Linked DNA regions of Homo sapiens: region 1 is linked to region 2. A link is an interaction called in ENCODE POLR2A ChIA-PET data of the cell type or tissue named here. Cell type or tissue: Panc1. All regions are shown on one strand. Links, peaks and the distances in the headings refer to the core of each region. The heading gives the core; the rest is flanking DNA.

Evidence for each region. ChIA-PET counts read pairs that join two places held together with the same protein. Peaks named below come from ENCODE experiments on the same cell type or tissue, not always from the same donor. Only the 100,000 strongest peaks of a DNase experiment are listed, where the experiment ranks them.
Region 1: POLR2A ChIA-PET joins it to region 2 with 9 read pairs; 12 of 35 experiments call an interaction of 5 or more read pairs at or near these places.

Annotation. Positions count from the first base shown.
Region 1 is chr3:5,066,842-5,071,231 of GRCh38, reverse strand. It overlaps the pseudogene RNF10P1. Among named protein-coding and RNA genes, the nearest start is that of ARL8B, 53 kb to the left of the region's middle. In Panc1, for the core only: no CTCF peak of the experiment used is centred there; no DNase peak of the experiment used is centred there.
Region 2 is chr3:4,994,615-4,999,004 of GRCh38, reverse strand. No RefSeq gene overlaps it. Among named protein-coding and RNA genes, the nearest start is that of BHLHE40-AS1, 17 kb to the right of the region's middle. RefSeq lists enhancers at 2,775-3,974, 3,738-4,390. In Panc1, for the core only: no CTCF peak of the experiment used is centred there; no DNase peak of the experiment used is centred there; H3K27ac peaks cover 3,302 bases.

The DNA of each region.
Region 1 (4,390 bases), core at 168-4,167, 72 kb before region 2:
ATGGTGATAATGCCAGCACTTAGCGATGGGGCTGAGTAAATCAGGACGGCATGTTTCCACACTTCTCAGATGCTTATTTCTAAACATTATGTAAAAACCATGTCTTCGAGCACTTCTCTCGGCAGGAAGGGATGGAGCCCGGGCAAGGTTTCTGCCCTTGGAGTTGTTCTTGCCCTCCTATTGGAAAGTTACCACGGGCCACACTACAGGAACATAAAGAAAAGGTGACAGACGCTCTCACTTTTCAGGCACCGCAAACATCAGGCCACAGAGTATACTGACCACACTGCCACAGACATTGTCTGTCTTCATCGTTTCTCACAAGAATATGACCGTATTGAAAGGACCTTCAATGCTGGGTGCAATGGCTCATGCCTGTAATCCCAGCACTTTGGGAGGCCAAGGCGGGAGGATCACCTGAGGTCGGGAGTTCAAGACCAGCCTGACCAACATGGAGAAACCCCGCTTCTACTAAAAAAAATACAAAATTAGCCAGGCGGGGTGGCACATGCCTGTAATCCCAGCTACTCGGGAAGCTGAGGCAGAAGAATTGCTTGAACCCTGTAGGCGGAGGTTGTGGTGAGCTGAGATCACACCATTGCACTCCAGCCTGAGCAACAAGAGCGAAACTCCGTCTCAAAAAAAGAAAGAAAAAAAGAAAAAAAGAAAGAAAGGAACTTCAAGTCTTCAACAGATTCCCATGTATTCCAAAACAATTAAATTATGGAATCTTAGAATTTATGGAATAGAAGACACTTAAGGTCATTGAGGCTGGGGCAGAGATAACTAACTTTTCACCAAATATTTTGCATGCCCTCTTGAATGGTATAGAGTTGATGCTGAGAAGTAGCTGCCTAGGGCAGAAATACATTTCCCAGTCCCCTTACATCTATGCAATGCCACAGGACCAGTGCTGGCCAGTGAAATGTGAGCAGAAAGGGATGTGTGTCACTTCTGGGCCAAGGCAGTTAAGAAGAGGGTGTACGTTTCTTCTGGATGCAAAGGTCTCCAAGGCCCTAAAGGATGGCAGAGCCATAAGATGAGACAAGCCTGGGTCCCAGAATCACCACATGGAGGAAACCCACCAGGAACACCATCAGATTGCAACATGAGTAAAAAATACATTTGAACTGTGTTAAGACACTAAAATTGGGAGGTTAATTATTATATTAGCTAGCATTTTCTTTATTAATACAAAGACCAATCTCCCTCAATCTACTGTTTAAATTATCCCATCTCCCTCCTGTTCCCCTACCTCAATCTACTGTTTAAATTTTCTTTATAATTCTTCATAGGGAGATTAGTAGAAATAACCTGAGACAGTCTGTGTAATGGTCAAGATGCCCGACACTGGTGTCAGGCAGACTAGGGCTAGAATTTCATTGTCAATATGAAACTAACAATGTGTTCTTGGGCGAGTCATTTAACTTCTCTGAGCCTTGATTTCTCCACCTGTAAAATGGGCATAATAGTAGTACTTATGTCAAAAAGCTATTGAGAGAAGTAAGGAACTCATCCATGTAAGGCACTAAGTATTCAAGAAATGGAGGCTTCTGTTCTTATTGGCATCATCCTACAGGGATGAATGATGGTGGTAATATCAAGGAATTTGATTTGTGAGGCTTTGTAGTAATATGAAGGAGATTGTTCTGTGTGGCTTTGTTATAATTAGGTCACTTTCCAGAGGGCCAGAGGAACTTATGGACACAGATGACTTTCCTAATTAGGTACCAGAACCCTGGAAAACAATGTGAGGTGGTAGAATTGGAAATGTAGGTCCTTGCAGACTCTGGCACCAGGAACACATAGAGAATAAGCATCAAAATCCCTGGGCATAACACATCTTAGCAGTACCCAGGTCCTTCAGGGGCGAGGAGATGGGAGCTGTTGTTTCCAGGATGTACGGGCGAGGTCATGTGGGATGTGAGTGAATCGGGGACTCTCAACACAGGGTGGTTCTCTGACTGGGTTTTGGGAAATGGGACCTTCTCCTATGGTCTCTAAGGTAACCCTAGACTGACATAGAGAAGAGAAGTCACCAGGAGAAGTCTCAGGAGGAACGCTGCTGAGAGCACAGGGCAGAGATGGAGGAGAACCAGACAGGGGGCCTGCAGGATCTACGGCAGCTTCCTCCCTGCCGTTCCTACACCTGCTCCTCCAGCTCCACTGTGGGACCTCCTGCACGGAGGGCCTGGGGCCCCCTCCCTTTCTTCTCTTAACAGAACTCCAGGGTCCCAGGCAGACTTTCTGCTGACCCGTCTGTCACCCCACTGCTTCATTTAGCATCAGGAATCTGGAAGACGACTCTCCTTCTTTTGCTCAGATGTGGAGAATTGAAAAAGGAAAAACAGACGTTTGGCCCAAAACTGCTCCAAAGATGCAAACAGCCTAATTCCTGCTGCTCTTGTGGACAGCGATGGGGAGAGTGACAACTCAGACCCTGTTCCTGTACCCAGTTTCCAACACTCTTCAGCCAAGCCATTGAAGCAGCCATCACGAAGCAGACCCAGCAGCTACTTCCGACCGCCTCTCTGAAGAAAAAGGAGAGGAAAGAAAAATGCGGACACAGCAGCTCCTGTTCCGCACCTCAGGCGTCCACACCAAGTGGCACAGCTGACCCGGGCTGCCTTCTCCGTCGGGTTTTCTCTTTTCTGTGCTTTTATTTTGCTGCTGTAATTTGTAAGTATTTGCATTTTTAATAGTGATGTTGCATACATATATAGTGATCAGATCAGGCTAATTAGCATATCCATCATCTCAAAACTTTATCATTTCTTTATGTTGGGAACATTCAATGTCCTTTTTTTGAGACGGAGTTTTGCTCTTGTCACCCAGGCTGGAGTGCAATGGCGCAATCTGGGCTCATTGCAACGTCCGCCTCCCAAGTTCGAGCGATTCTCCTGCCTCAGCCTCCCAAGTAGCTGGGACTGCAGGCACCTACAACCACTCCCAACTCATTTTTGTATTTTTAGTAGAGATGGGGTTTCACCATGTTGGCCAGGCTGGTCTCAAACTCCAGACATCAAGTGATCTGCCCTCCTTGGCCTCTCAAGGTGCTGGGATTACAAGTGCGAGTCACCGTACCGGGCCCTGTTAATATATTACATAGTTTCAAATAGCTAGAAGGATATTAATGCCGGGTGCAGTGGCTCACGTCTGTAATCCCAGCACTTTGGGAGGCCAAGGCGGGCAGATCACAGGGGTTCAGAAGTTCAAGACCAGCCTGGCCAACATGGTGAAAGCCATCTTTAAAAGAAAATACACAAAAATTAGCCGGGTGTGGTGGCGTGCACCTATAATCCCAGCTGCTCTGGAAGCTGAGCCAAGAGAATCACTGGAACCCGGGAGGCAGAGGTTGCAGTAAGCTGAGATCACGCCACTGGATTACAGCCTGGGCGACAGATCGATACCCTCTCTCAAAAAAAAAAAAAAAAAAAAAAAATACCAGACACGGTGGCTCACACCTATAATCCCAGCACTTTGGGAGGCTGAGGTGGGCGGATCACTTGAGGTCAGGAGTTCGAGACCAGCCTGGCCAACACAGTGAAACCCCGACTCTAGTAAAAATACAAAAATCGGCTGGGCGTTGTGGTGGGTGCCTGTAATCCCAGCTGCTCGGGAGGCTGAGGCAGGAGAATCGCTTGAACCTGGAAGGAAGAGGTTGCAGTTAGCCGAGATCATGCCATTACACTCCAGCCTGGGCAACAGAGCGAGACTCCATCTCAAAAAAAAAAAAAAAAAAAAAAGAAAGAAAGAAAGGAATTATGTAATATATTAACTATAGTCATCCTACAGTGGCATAGAACTCTAGAGCTTATTCCTGCTATGTAGCTGTAATTTTGTATCCTTAAACAAATCTCTCCTTATTCTTCCGTTCCCCCGACCCTTTAAGTATTTGAATTTAAACAGATTAGCTCAGGAACCAGGAAAATTTCAAATACAATGTATGTTCCAGATTCCTGTGTTTACACCAAAATAAAGTGTTGACACTGACAGAAAAAGGAAGGAAGCACCCTTCAGGGTAAAAAATTTTTTAAAAAATCTGTAAAGATGGGCCTTACTGTTTCCCAGGCTAGTGTTAAATTCCTAGCCTCAAGTGATCCTCCCACCTCAGCCTCCCAAGGTGCTGGGTGTACAGGTGTGAGCCACTGTACCCAGCTAGGAGTAAAGAATTCATCTAGTGTTTATATTGTATGCTGATTTTCAGCACCCCCAAGACTGATCACCTTGAAGAAAATGAGGTCATGAGTGAGTATATAAGTGACTCTTTCCCCCAAATCACACAGCTGAGGCAGCCCTTCCAGCTTTGGACATCTCTATTGAACATTTTCCTTCTTACTAAGTCAAATCTATCTCCCTGGTTTTTTTCCCACCCTGCCTTGTGTCCACA
Region 2 (4,390 bases), core at 67-4,066:
GAATTTGAGGCTGCAGTGAGCTATGATCATGCCACTGCACTCCAGCCTGGGTGACAGAGTGAGACCCTGTCTCAATCAATCAATCAGTCAGGCATAATAGTGCCAACCTTACAAGGCTGGGTGAGGGTTACCTCAGTGAATACCCACGAATCACTTAAAATAGTGCCTGGCACATAGTGACCACTCAGTAACTAAGATATTGTTCTTATTCTTTTTCAGCAAACATATCTTAAGCACCTAACTTATGCCTGACATTGTGTGTATAGTGATTTCTGGGCTTATAGAGATAAAAGGTTGTGTTTGCCTTCCTGAATTCACACTTCAGGCTCTGCACAAACCTTTGATAATTTCTCTTCTTTTTTTGTAGGGAAATGTTCACTGATGAATTCATGAATGAAGGATGATTACTTTTTCCCCTGATCAGGGCTTGGGCTGCTGTTTCACGTGTACCATCTTAAGGACTGTGACACCCAAAAAAGGCTCTGCCACTTAGATACAAAGGCATTTCTCCTCCTCTGAGCCTCAGTTTCCTCAACTGTAAGACTAGGGTGGGGGAGATTTAATTCCTGACTTGCAGGGTTTGCAAAGTGAAACAAATGCCGCCAGGCTCACAGAGGCATGGTGAAGACTCAGGCGCCTCCGGTACTATAAAGAGTGAAGATGGCCTTCGGCTCCATGAAGGGTTTCCTAAGAGGGCAGGGACAGCTCCTTGGTCCCTGACACAATAGCACACACTAGGGCCAAGAGCAGGGTCTCATCACCTCACTCACAAACAGTGGCTGAGGTTGACACGGGGGATCCCTGTGTGAATCAGAACTCCTAGGACTCTAGGTGACAGAAACTCCTCTCCAACTAGCCTAGGGGAAACTGATAAATGCAGGGTGAAGAATGTGCGGGTAGGGTATCTCCAGTAAGCCCAGGGGAAACGCGGAGATGCAGCAGGGCCAGGGCAGCCAAGGGGCTCGCTCGCACTCTCTCTCTCTCTCTCTCCCTCTCCCCTCCCACCTTCCTTCCCTCCCTCCCTCCCTCTCTCTCTCTCTCTCCTTCCCTCTTGTCTTCTCTGGGCAGCCTGTCAGCTCCATTCCCTCAAGTCAGCCCCCTCTATGTAGCAGCAAACATAGCCACCAAGAGAGAAACTGCATTTTCTTCCTTAGCTCCTGACCAAAAAATCCAGGGAAAGATTCTGATTGGCCCAGCTTAGGTCACGTGTTAACCCCCACCCATCCCCAGACCTATTAATTATGGAGTGGTGGGGCGGGTGGAGATGTACAGCATCGAAATTGTATCTGGGGCCGGGCGCAGTGGCTCAAGCCTGTAATCCCAGCACTTTGGGAGGCCGGGGCAGGCGGATCACGAGTTCAGGAGATCGAGACCAGCCTGGCTAACACTGTGAAACCCCGTCTCTACTTAAAAAAAAAAAAAAAAAATTAGCCTGGCGTGGTGGCGGGCGCCTGTAGTCCCAGCTACTCGGGAGGCTGAGGCAGGAGAATGGCGTGAACCCGGGAGGCGGAGCTTGCAGTGAGCCGAGATCGCGCCACCGCCCTCCAGCCTGGGGGACAGAGTGAGACTCTGTCTCAAAAAAAAAAAAAAAAAAAAAACAACGAGAAATTGTATCTGGGGTCCCACTAGACTTCGAGACCCCCCATGAGGGAAGCCACCACTTTAGCCCTTCAGAATGTCTGACATTGTCCACTTCACACACTTAGCACTTCCATTGTGCACTGGCCCGAATGAATGTCATTTCCCCAACTAGACTATAAGTTCCATAAGATCCACAACTGTGTCCAATGCTATTTTCATTCTTTTCTCTTCCTTCGCACCGGCTCACCACACAGGAGACAGCAACACAGAGCACACTGCTAGTCATATGGTCACAGAATGTCCCAGATAAGGGAAGAGATCGAAGAACTAAGGCACAGAGACAGACGGCCATTTTCCCAAAGTCACACACCTCAAACGAGGCTCTAGGTCGCCTGCGTACCCTGCTAGCTTCTCCTCTGTCTTAAGGTTAAAGGCTCCACTTCTACCCCTACAGGGAAGCCCCTGCATAGCTCTAGTCACTTCCTGCCTCCCCAGGCTTATCTGGTACACTCTACACACCTTCGAGGTAGTTATTTTTATTGCTATTTTAATAGTCGCCTGAGGTGCCCACACTGATCTGCTTCCCTGTCAGTCTGGATGAAGGAATTTTTGACTCTGCATTTCAGCCAGGGTGGCCTCTTTTCTCAAACCCGCCTCCCCTGCCCTCACTTCCAGGGCTTTTGCATGTGCAGTTTCCTCTGCTGGAAAACTGAGTTTGTCTGCTACGGCTACCTTGACAAAAGACCACAGCTGGGGTGGGTTAAACAACAGAAATGTGTGATCTCAAGTTCTGGAAGCTAAAAATTCAAAATCAAGGTGTCAGCAGATTTGGTTCCTTGGAGGCCGTGAGGGAGCGTCAGTTCTAGGCTTCTCTCCTAGCTCCTGGTGTCGGCTCACTATCTTCGGCATTCCATGGCTTGTAAGCAGCCAGCATCCCCCTGATGTCTGCTTTCATCTTCACGTGACATTCTTCCTGTGCGCATGTCTGTCTCTGTGTCCAAATTTCCCCTTTTGATAAGAATACCAGTCAAGATTAGGGCCTACCCTAATGACCTCATGTTAACTTGATTATCTCTGTAAAAAACCCTATTTCCAAATAAGGTCACTATCTAGGTACTTGGGGTCAGGACCCCCATCTCAACCAGACAACTCCCACTTACCCGTCTATTTCAGGCAAACCTTCCCTGAACACCCCAGACCACTCCAGGCACTGTTGTCTGCTCTTCTGTGCTCTTCTTGCATATTGATACTGGATTGTTGGTATCTATCTGTGTAATTATCAGGTTGCTATCTGTGTCCCTCTCAGACTATCGGCTTCAGGAAACAGGAGCATGACTCTTCTGTGCACTATTGTAGCCCCAAAGCCCAGTACCTGGCATGTAAAGGTACCAATAACTATCTGTGCCCTGAATGAATGAATTATTGAGAGGTTAATCTTTGCTAATTGCAAAAATGAATAGGAAGTTCTAAGTAAGGGCTTCAGCAGCAGTGAGGTCAATGTTTCCTCCGGAGAGAGTGAATTTACTGCGGGATCCGTGAGGGCCAAAGCCCTGCCCTCACGCACCCTCACCACCCTTTGACTAATGGTCATTGCCTCTTCCTCCCTCCCACCCAGTCACACTAGGGAGAATCCACATCAGCCTGGCCATGCAGGGGAGGCCTCACGAAGCCCTGGGAAGCCAGAGGTGAGTCAGAAGGGATGGTAAGGCGAATAGCTCTGAAACCGGAACCCTGGCATAGAGCTGGGGGCAGGAAGGTTCACCGAAGGTAATGGTGCTTGCTTTAAAATTCAAGGGGCCCAAGGGAGCATCATCTTTCAGGAAGGCACCACTAGTTGATAAGAGGCCAAGTGTGCCTCAAGCTCCAGGTACCTGAGGTTGCTGCGCTAGCATGGCCTGTGAAAGATGCCAAAGGTGGACTTTATTTTATAACTCCTCTTCTTATCCTCCTCCCCATGACTGGGCACAACCGTAAGGGCCATAAGAACTTACCCTCTGTGGCCTCTACTTTTGCTTATATGAGCAGGGGGAGGTGGAGCGAGACCAGGTGGGCACCTTGAGGGACCCTCATTTGGCTGAACTGCAGCAACTCAACCTGCCCCAAAGGAATTCCAGCCCCCTTGCTTCCTAGGGACCCTTGGGAATACCTCGTAGGCAGCCGAATCCCAAAGGGAAAAATGAAGGTCTCCCCAAACCCAGCCCAGGACAAGGGCCAAGCTGGAAAAAATGACTTGGAGGCCAGTCACCACGTTTTTCCCCAGTGAAAGGCTGACTCATTGCAACAGGCCTGGGCTGGCTGGGACTTGAGCCGGTGGCTTGGAACATGCTGGGACAGTGAGCGCCTTGTCTGAAAGGCAGACTGTGAGAAGCCACGGGTCAGGGGAGCTGAGGCCACTGCCCTAAGAAACACCCCTCACACAGCCACGTGAGCCCCAGGGGAAGCAGGGGCCAGGTGGGTGTCCATGCTGCCTCCCACTCAGACTCTGGAGAGCTAGCGTCACCTTGCTGGATAAGGTCTAGAGAGGCTCTAAGCCCCAGGGCAATTAAGCCCTAAGGTCCTGAGACATGAGCATTTTGATCCTTCCTCCCCATACGAAGTGCAAACTGAAAACACAAAGCTTAAAATAAATTTAGAGAAACCCCAATAAGCCCTTGATTTTAATCATAAGATGATCTCCATGTTTTTCTTTGAAATATCAAAAAGAAATTATTTTCCAATTTTGGGGAGATGGAAGGAAGCTGGGGCTGCTTTCCCAGTGTTTTCAGCACACACTAGGTCTACCTAATGGGTAATTCAGCAGTGTGCACAG